Regions from separate parts of the Homo sapiens genome. Here region 1 is linked to region 2. The links are chromatin loops, found by intact Hi-C in ENCODE. Cell type or tissue: B cell. All regions are shown on one strand. Each heading gives the region's core, and the rest is flanking DNA. Links, peaks and the distances in the headings are about the cores only.

Evidence for each region. Hi-C counts contacts between places; a loop is a spot of excess contacts. Peaks named below come from ENCODE experiments on the same cell type or tissue, not always from the same donor. Only the 100,000 strongest peaks of a DNase experiment are listed, where the experiment ranks them.
Region 1: it touches region 2 in a loop (2.4-fold over the local background); 3 of 110 quality-filtered maps call a loop at or near these places.

What each region holds. Positions count from the first base shown.
Region 1 is chr22:31,524,672-31,529,064 of GRCh38, reverse strand. SFI1 (SFI1 centrin binding protein) reads right to left here. Exons shown (of 33, transcript NM_001007467.3): 3 at 202-375. Among named protein-coding and RNA genes, the nearest start is that of SFI1, 30 kb to the right of the region's middle. RefSeq lists an enhancer at 2,630-2,839. In B cell, for the core only: no CTCF peak of the experiment used is centred there; a DNase peak (open chromatin) is centred at 2,674.
Region 2 is chr22:31,475,066-31,479,458 of GRCh38, reverse strand. All of the region lies in intron 2 of EIF4ENIF1 (eukaryotic translation initiation factor 4E nuclear import factor 1), which reads left to right. It also overlaps the pseudogene RNU6-28P. Among named protein-coding and RNA genes, the nearest start is that of EIF4ENIF1, 13 kb to the left of the region's middle. In B cell, for the core only: no CTCF peak of the experiment used is centred there; a DNase peak (open chromatin) is centred at 1,898; H3K27ac peaks cover 1,238 bases.

The DNA.
Region 1 (4,393 bases), core at 211-4,210, 50 kb before region 2:
GAGAAATGAAAACACTCAATGACAGATTTTATGTCTGCAGGTTCCTGAATATCCTTTTCATCTGAACATTCTACTACCAAGAACAGGCATCAAGATCTCCCACTAATTGCGGTGGAAGAATAAGAATCATTCCCCCATTTTAACCAAGAAAGGAGAACAAAAGCAAAGTACCCATAGACTGGTGGCCACTCATAAGCTCACCTGATGCGCAGTTCTCTTAACCGGCCCTGTCGGGTACAAGTATGTGTGCCACGATACTGCACTAGATGACTGGTACTAGGTAACTCCCTCCGGATCCCAAAGGATGCAGAAGACTTCTTGTTGGACAGTGTCTTTGCAGAATAAGGTTTCTTAACTGCACCATCCTTAAAATACCTTAAATTTGAGGACGAAAGAGGCAAGGAGAGAATAAAGTTATCTCTGCATGTGATGCAAATACTTTTAATATACAAGCAAAATTAAACAGATAAGCTCATTGAGACTGACAATACCTATGCTGCAAGGATAATAAGCAGCCCAATCTGACAGAAATATTGGCCAACCACTAGAGGTGGGTACTGCTGGGTCAGCTCTAGGCAGGAACTACAGAGCTGGAGGGCACCCCCTGGAGTCATTAGGCCTAACACAGTTTTCTTTTGTTTGAGACAGGTTCTTACTCCGTTGCCCAGGCTGGATTGCTGTGGCATGACCACAGCTCACTGCAGCCTCGACCTCCCAGGCTCAAGTGATCCTCCCATCTCAGCCTCCCAAGCAACTAGGCAACTAGGACCACAGGTGCTCGCCACTGTGTCCTGATAATTTTTTTTTTTAAGAGATGAGGTCTCACTGTGTTGCCCAGGCTGGTCTTGAACTCCTGGGCTCAAGGAATCCTCCTACCACATCCTCCTGAGTAGCTGACACTACAGGCATGCACCACCATGACCAGCTAACTTTTTATTTTTATTATTTTTTTGAGATAAGGTCTTACTCTGTTGCCCAGGCTGGAGTGCAGTGGCGCGATCTCAGCTCGTTTAACCTCCGCCTCCCGGGTTCAAGCAATTCTCCTGCCTCAGCCTCCCTAGTAGCTGGGACTACAGGCACCCACTACCGTGCCCAGCTAAGTTTTGTATTTTTATTAGAGACGGGGTTTCACCATGTTGGCCAGGCTGGTCTTGAACTCCTGACCTCAGGTTATCCACCCACCTCGGCCTCCCAAAGTGCTGGGATTACAGGCTTGAGCCACTGTTCCCGGCCAATTTTTTATTTTTATTTTTTTAGAGACAGGGTCTCACTATATTGCCCAGGCTAGTCTCAAATTCCTGGGCTCAAGTAATCCTCTTGCCTCAACCCCCCAAAGGGGTGGCATTACAGACATGTACCACTGTACCCGGCCTGATCTCATTCTTGATCTCTTGCTTCAGAATATCTGCACTGAGGGTAAAGCACACGTATGTACACACAAACACACACACAAAGTTTAATATACTTTTTAAAAAATTTTATTGTATTGTTTTCTTGAAATAGGGTCTTGCTATGTTGCCTAGGCTGGTCTTGAACTCCTGGGATTAAGCAATCCTCCCAACTAAGCCTTCCAAAATGCTGGCATTACAGGTGTGAGCTACCACAATCAGTCTCTTAGATTTTGTTTTTTAAGAACAATTCGAAGTTTACTGCAAAATTGTGAAGAACGAACAGACTGTTCCCACATACCCCTTTTTCTTTACACACACACAGCTGTATATGCTAAAATGAATATGTTTAAAGAAATGAAAGTCAAGAGTGAACATATTTGCAGGGCACGGGGTAACTATAAAAAGTAAGGTAGAAGCATTAATCACAACAGCCAAAAGGTAGAAGCAATCTAATTTTTTTTTTAAAGACAGGTTCTCAGCCAGGTACAGTGGCTCATGCCTGTAATCCCAGCACTTTGAGAGGCCGAGGCGGGAGGGTCACCTGAGGTCAGGAGTTTGAGACCAGCCTGGCCAACATGGCGAAATCCCGTCTCTATTAAAAATACAAAAGTCAGCCGGATGTGGTGGCGGGTGCCTGTAATCTCAGCTACTTGGGAGGCTGAGGCAGGAGAATCGCTTGAACCCGGGAGGCGGAGGTTGCGGTGAGCCATGCCATTGCACTCCATCCAGCCTGGGCGACAGGACAGGACAAGACAGGACAGGAAGAAAGAAAAAAATAAAATTCCCTGATAGTTCCAACGTAGGTATTGATGGCCAGGCACGGTAGCTCAAGCCTGTAATTCCAGCATTTTGAGAGGCTGAGGCAGGCGGATCACCTGAGGTTAGGAATTTGAGACCAGCTTGGACAACATGGTGAAACCCCGTCTCTACTAAAAATACAAAATACAAAAATTAGCCGGGTGTGGTGGCACACGCCTGTAGTCCCAGCTACTCAGGAGGCTGGGGCACGAGAATCACTTGAACCCAGGGGGCAGAGGCTGCAGTGAACTGAATGCACTCCAGCCTGGGCGACAAAGTGACACTCTTGTCTCAACAACAACAACAAAACATAGGTATTGATATGGTTTAGCTGTGCCCCCACCCAAATCGCATCTGCAATTGTAGCTCCCATAATCCCCACGTGTCATGGGAGGGACCTCATGGAAGGTGATTAGATTATGGTGGTAGTTCCCCCATGCTGTTCTCATGATAGTGAGTAAGTTTCCACGAGATCTGATGGTTTTATATGGGGCTTTCCCCCACTTCACCCTGCACTTTCTTTCCTGCCGCCATGTGAAAAAGGACGTGTTTGCTTCCCCTTCCACCATGATTGTAAGTTTCTTGAGGCCTCTCTAGAAATGCAGAACTATGAGTCAATTAAACCTCCTTCCTTTATAAATTACTTATCTCAGATATTTCTTCATAGCAGCATGAGAATGCTCTAATACAGGTATCATATTTGAGTATGGTACTGTTCAGTGCTTTGCTTCTATAAGATTATCTAGTACTACTCCCAAAAAATAAAACTTAAATCTAATTAAGTCTCTAAATCCAGTTACCAATTTGCAGAAAAAGGTTGAGAACAGAGGACAGAAGAACATGCTAAAATGCACACAGGCCCTATAAAAATACCAGTGACATTCTTCACATAAATAGGAAAAACATCTTAAAAATTGTATAGGACCACAAAAGATCCCAAATAGCCAAAGTGATCCTCAGCAAAAAGAACAAAGCTGGAGGCATCACACCACCAGACTTCAAAATAAACCACAAAGCTGTAGTAACCAAAACAGCATGGTACTGGCATAAAAACAGACACATAGGCCAATGGAACAGAACAGAGAGTATCAAGTTATTAAGCTACTTTATCTATCTATCTATCTATCTATCTATCTATCTATCTATCTATCTATCTATGAATGACAGAGTCTCATTCTGTTGCCCCACTGGAATACAGTGATGCAATCACGGCTCACTGCATCCTTGACCTCCCAGATTCAGGTGATCTTCCCACCTCAGCCTCCTGAGGAGCTGCAACTACAAGTACATGCTACCACCTGGCTAATTTTTTGTAGAGATGGGGTTTTGCCACATGCGCAGGATGGTCTTGAACTCCCAGGCTCAAGTGATCCGCCTGTCCTGGTGTCCCAAAGTGCTGAGACTACAGGTGTGACCCATCGCACCCAGTGCCAATTTATTTTTGACAAAGGCTCCAAGAACATTGGGGAAAGGACACCCTCCTTAATAAATGGTGCTGGGAAAAGTGAGTATCTACATGCAGAAAAATGAAACTAGACTCCCCACCTCTCACCCTATACAAATATCAACTCAAAATGGATCAAAGACCTAAATGTAAGATCCAAAACTAGAAAGCTACGAGAAGAAATACTTCAAACGTCTAGGAAAAGATTTTATGAATAAAACATCAAAAGCACAGGCAACAAAAGCAAAAGTAAACAAAATGGGATAATCTCAAAAACTTCTGCTCAGCAAAGGAAACAATCAACAGAGTAAAAAGACAACCTATAGAATGAGATTACAGGCTGGGCGTGGTGGCTCATGCCTGTAATCCCAGCAGTTTCGGAGGCCAAGGCAGTCAGATCACTTGAGGTCAGGAGTTCAAGACCAGCCTGGCCAACATGGTGAAACCCCATCTCTACTAAAAATACAAAATTAGCTGGGCGTGGTGGCATGCACCTGTAATCCCAGTTACTCGGGAGGCTGAGGCAGGAGAATCGCTTGAACCTGGGAGGTGGTGGTTGCAGTGAGCCAAATTTGTACCACTGCACTCCTGACTGGGTGACAGAGTAAGACTCCATAAAAAAAAATGGGATTACAAATATTATAAAAAATATGTGCAAACTATCTGACAGAGGATTAATATGCAGAATATACAAAGAACTCAAACATCTCAACAGCAAAAAAAAAAAAAAAAATCCAATTAAAAAAGGGGCAACTTTGGG
Region 2 (4,393 bases), core at 212-4,211:
TGCAACAATACAGAGAAGATTAGCATGGCCCCTGCGCAAGGATGACACGCAAATTCATGAAGTGTTCCATATTTAAAAAAAAAAAAGACTCTTCTCTTGTCCAGGCATGGTGGCTCACACCCGTAATCCTAACACTTTGGGAGGCCGAGGCAAACGGATTACCTGAGCTCAGGCAGCCTGGCCAACATGATGAAACCGCATCTCTACTAAAATACAAGAAAAACATTAGCCGGGCATGGCGGCATGAGCCTGTAATCCCACCTACTCAGGAGGCTGAGGCAGCAGAATTGCTTGAACGCTGGAGGCAGAGGTTGCAGTGAGCTGAGATCGCCTTGGTGACAGAGTGAGATTCCATCTCCAAAAAAAAAAAAAAATTTCTTTCGAGAGACTGGAAGAGCTGTAGGGGTGGGGACAAGAGTCATCTGTCTATGTGTGGCACTAAACTGGGCACACAGGATATATTATGTGGACAGTTGTAAAGAGAGCAAACTTTTTTTTTTTTTTTTTTTGAAACAGTCTCTCTGTGTCACCCAGGCTGGGGTGCAGTGGTGCGATCTCAGCTCACTGCAAGCTCCGCCTCCCGGGTTCACGCTATTCTCCTGCCTCAGCCTCCCGAGTAGCTGGGACTACAGGCACCTGCCACCACGCCCGGCTAATTTTTTTGTATTTTTGATAGAGACGGGGTTTCACCATGTTAGCCAGGATGGTCTCGATCTCCTGACCTCATGATCCGCCCGCCTCAGCCTCCCAAAGTGCTGGGATTACAGGCTTGAGCCACTGTGCCCGGCCATTTTTTTGTATTTTCAGTAGAGACAGGGTTTCACTGTGTTAGCCAGGATGGTCTCGATCTCGTGACCTCGTGATCCGCCCGCCTTGGCCTCCCAAAGTGCTGGGATTACAGGTGTGAGCCACTGCACTCAGCATTTTTTTTTTTTTTTTTTTTGAGACAGAGTCTTGCTCTGTCACCCATGCTGTAGTGCTGTGGCATGATCTCGGCTCACTACAACCTCTGTCTCCTGGGTTCAGGCAGTTCTTGTGCCTCAGCCTCCTGAATAGTACCTGGGATTTCAGGTGTCCACCACCAGGCCCAGCTAGTTTTTTTATTTTTAGTAGAGACGTGGTTTCACCATGTTGGCCAGGCTGCTCATGAACTCCTGACTCAAGTGATAGCTGGTCTCGGCCTCCCAATGTTTTGAGATTACAGGTGTCAGCCAGCATGCCTGGCCCAAACTGTATTGACTTAGCTCATGGTTTCTCTCTTCCCCACTTAAGTAGGGGATCTTCTTGTGCTGGGATACCACCTTAAGCATCTTAGGATCATGCTGGAAGGTAACACATTTAGTGCTGTAAACAGTGAGGAAGTTTTCTCTCATTTTTCCCTAAATGTCCACGTGGACCTTGGGCCATATTTTGAGAAACATGCTCAGTTGGAAGCAATAATTTTTAACCTCTTGGGCATTCATTGGAAATCTTTTGAAGGTGTGAACATTCACTGCAGAAATTGCACAAATGCATCATTTTCCATATGGTTTCAAATGGGAGGTCTTACACTCCTTGACACCATGGAACTGATTTAAGAAGTCTTACTTTTCAAGAACAGTAAATACTGTTTACCTAGATGTTTACAGTGACTCCCTGCCACTTTTACAACCCAAGAGTTGTCTTGTTTCTAAGCCCATTTCTCAGTGAAGAAAATGGCTCTTTATCCTCTATGGACAGGTGAGCTATGTTTTAGCCATTGTATTTGGTCAAAAGTGCGCCCTGGCACAAATAATGTTGCTGGTGTGGTTAATGTCAGTGTGTAACTAGCTTGCTACTCTGCCTTCTGCTCTTACAGGCCTGTGAAGTTTGTACATCTGTTCACTTAAGCATCACACCTATGTATGCTAAGCATGTAAAGTCAACAACGAAAACTGGAATACGGAAGTGAAAATGAGAATTTTGTTAACTCTTCTTAACTGAGAGTAGTTGGTGTTTATCACTCTGTGATTAGAGCAATAACTCTAAGAGGAAAGATTATATTGAACAAAACATTAACTTTGAATAACCTCTCAATTTCAAATTCTCTTTTTTTGTTTTTTTTGTTTTTTTTTTTTTTTTTGGAGACAGAGGTCTTGTTCTGTTGCCGAGGCTGGAGAATCTCAGCTTACTGCAACTTCCACCTCCTGAATTCAACCAATTTCTCCTGCTTCGGCCTCTCAAGTGAGGCTGAGATTACAGGCATGCGCCATCATACCCAGCTAATTTTTTAATTTTTAGTAGAGACAGGGTTTTGCTATGTTGGCCATGCTGGTCTTGAACTCCTGACCTCAAGTAATACGTCCGGCCTCTTTTTTTTTTGAGACAGGTTTTCTGTCACTCGGGCTAGAGCGCGGTGGTACAATTACAGCTCATTGCGGCCTGGATCTCCTGGGCTCAACCAAGTCGCCTGGACAATAGGCATGCCACCATGCCCTGCCTTTTTTTTTTTTTTTTTTTGAGACAGGGTCTCCCTCAAAAAGGGTGCAGTCTTGGCTCACTGCAACCTCTGCCTCCCAGGTTCGCAATTCTCATACCTCAGCCTCCCAAGTAGCTGGGGCTACAGGTGTGCACCCCCACACCTGGCTAATTTTTTTGTTTGTTTGACACAGAATCTTACTCTGTTGTCCAGGCTGGAGTGCAGTGGTGTGATCTTAGCTCACTGCAACCTCTGCCTCCCAGGCTCAGGCAATTCTCCTGCCTGAGTCTCCCAAGTAGCTGGGATTACAGGCGTGCCAGGCTGGTCTTGAACTCCTGATCTTAAGTGATCCACCCGCCTTGGCCTCCCAAAGTGCTGTGATTACATGTGTGAGCCACCGTGCCCAGCCCATATTTTCCTATTTTTAAACTAATATCCTTTTTCTGTTCAAGGATTCTATCCAGGATACCATATTATGTTTAGTTGTCCTCTCTCTTTAGCCTCCTATTTTCCTTTTTTTAAGACTGTTACTTCTGTTAAAGTATTTTTTGATTCCTCGTCAATAGGACCAAAATTAGGCTTTTCTGGATGTTTTGTGGTTGTGTTAAAGTATTAACCTTTCCCAGGTGACTCCTAAATAAATAGGTAAAATCATTATAGAGTTCAGCAAACAGCTGTAGTGGTAATTGAGAACACCTATTGGGATCCCTGTTACCTTTGGAGTTAAAAGTTTCAAACAAAACACCACTTAGAAACTTCCCTACATTAAGAATTTACACATTTAAGCGTGAAAGATTGTCTTTGATTGAATAGCACATTAGGGTTCTTAGTATCTGCATGGGGTAGTAAGGGGATATGTGATAATCTTTAGTTACTTTTAAGAGTAAAAAATTGCTTTGCAGTGGTTTTTCCTGTAGCATTATGTATAAGTATTTCCTATATTGCAAGGTCCTTCCTGTTTCTACTAGAAAAATTTTAAGCCCTCTTGTCCTTAGGATTTCTGTGTTACAGTAATATCTGATATTTTCATAATTACTATTGCTCCATCCTCCCTGAACCCCTCCCCCCAGCCCCAAAGTTGTGCTAACCCTACAGATCTGACACCATGTTTGCCCTGAAGATTTCTCTGGAGTCTCCCGTGGTGTGTTTTGTTTTTTTCTTTTTTTGAGACAGGGTCTCTGTCACCCAGGATGGAGAGCAGTGGTGCGATCGCTGCAGCCTTGACCTCAAGTGACCCTCCCACCGCAGCCTCCTGAGTAGCGGGGACCACACTTGGTGAATTTTTTTTTTTTTTTTTTTTAAACGGAGTCTCGCTCTGTCACCCAGGCTGGAGTGCAGTGGCGCGAACTCAGATCACTGCAACCTCAGCCTCCCTACAGGTAGCTGGGATTACAGGCGTCCGCTACCACACCTGGCTAAGTTTTATATTTTTAGTAGAGACAGGGTTTCACCATGTTGGCCAGGCTGGTCTCAAACTCCTGGCCTCAAGTGATCTGCCTGCCTCAGCCTCCTATAGTGCTGGGATTACAGGCGTGAGCCACTGTGCCCGGCCCACTCGATGAATTTTAAAATATTTTTTGTAGAGACAGGTGTCTCCTTATATTGCCCAGGCTGATCTTGAACTCCTGGACTCAAGCAGTCTTCCCGCTTCAGCCTCCCAAAGTTCTGGGAGTACAGATGTGAGCCACTGGACCTGGCTGACTCCTATCTTTACTGGTGATTTATAGGTTGTATGTTCTTTGACAGTTTTTTTTCAGAATTTTGAACAGCCTTTAGGTATGTCTTTGTATTTGGAACTGTGTTTATCTCAGTCTTACAAATTTTTATTCGTATTTCTATCCAGTTATAAGACAGGTAATTGATAAATAAATCCTAAATAAATGCAAATGCCTGATTGATATCCTGGTCTTAAAACTGAAGTATCATATAGTCCTAAGGCGGCATCTTGTCCTGAAG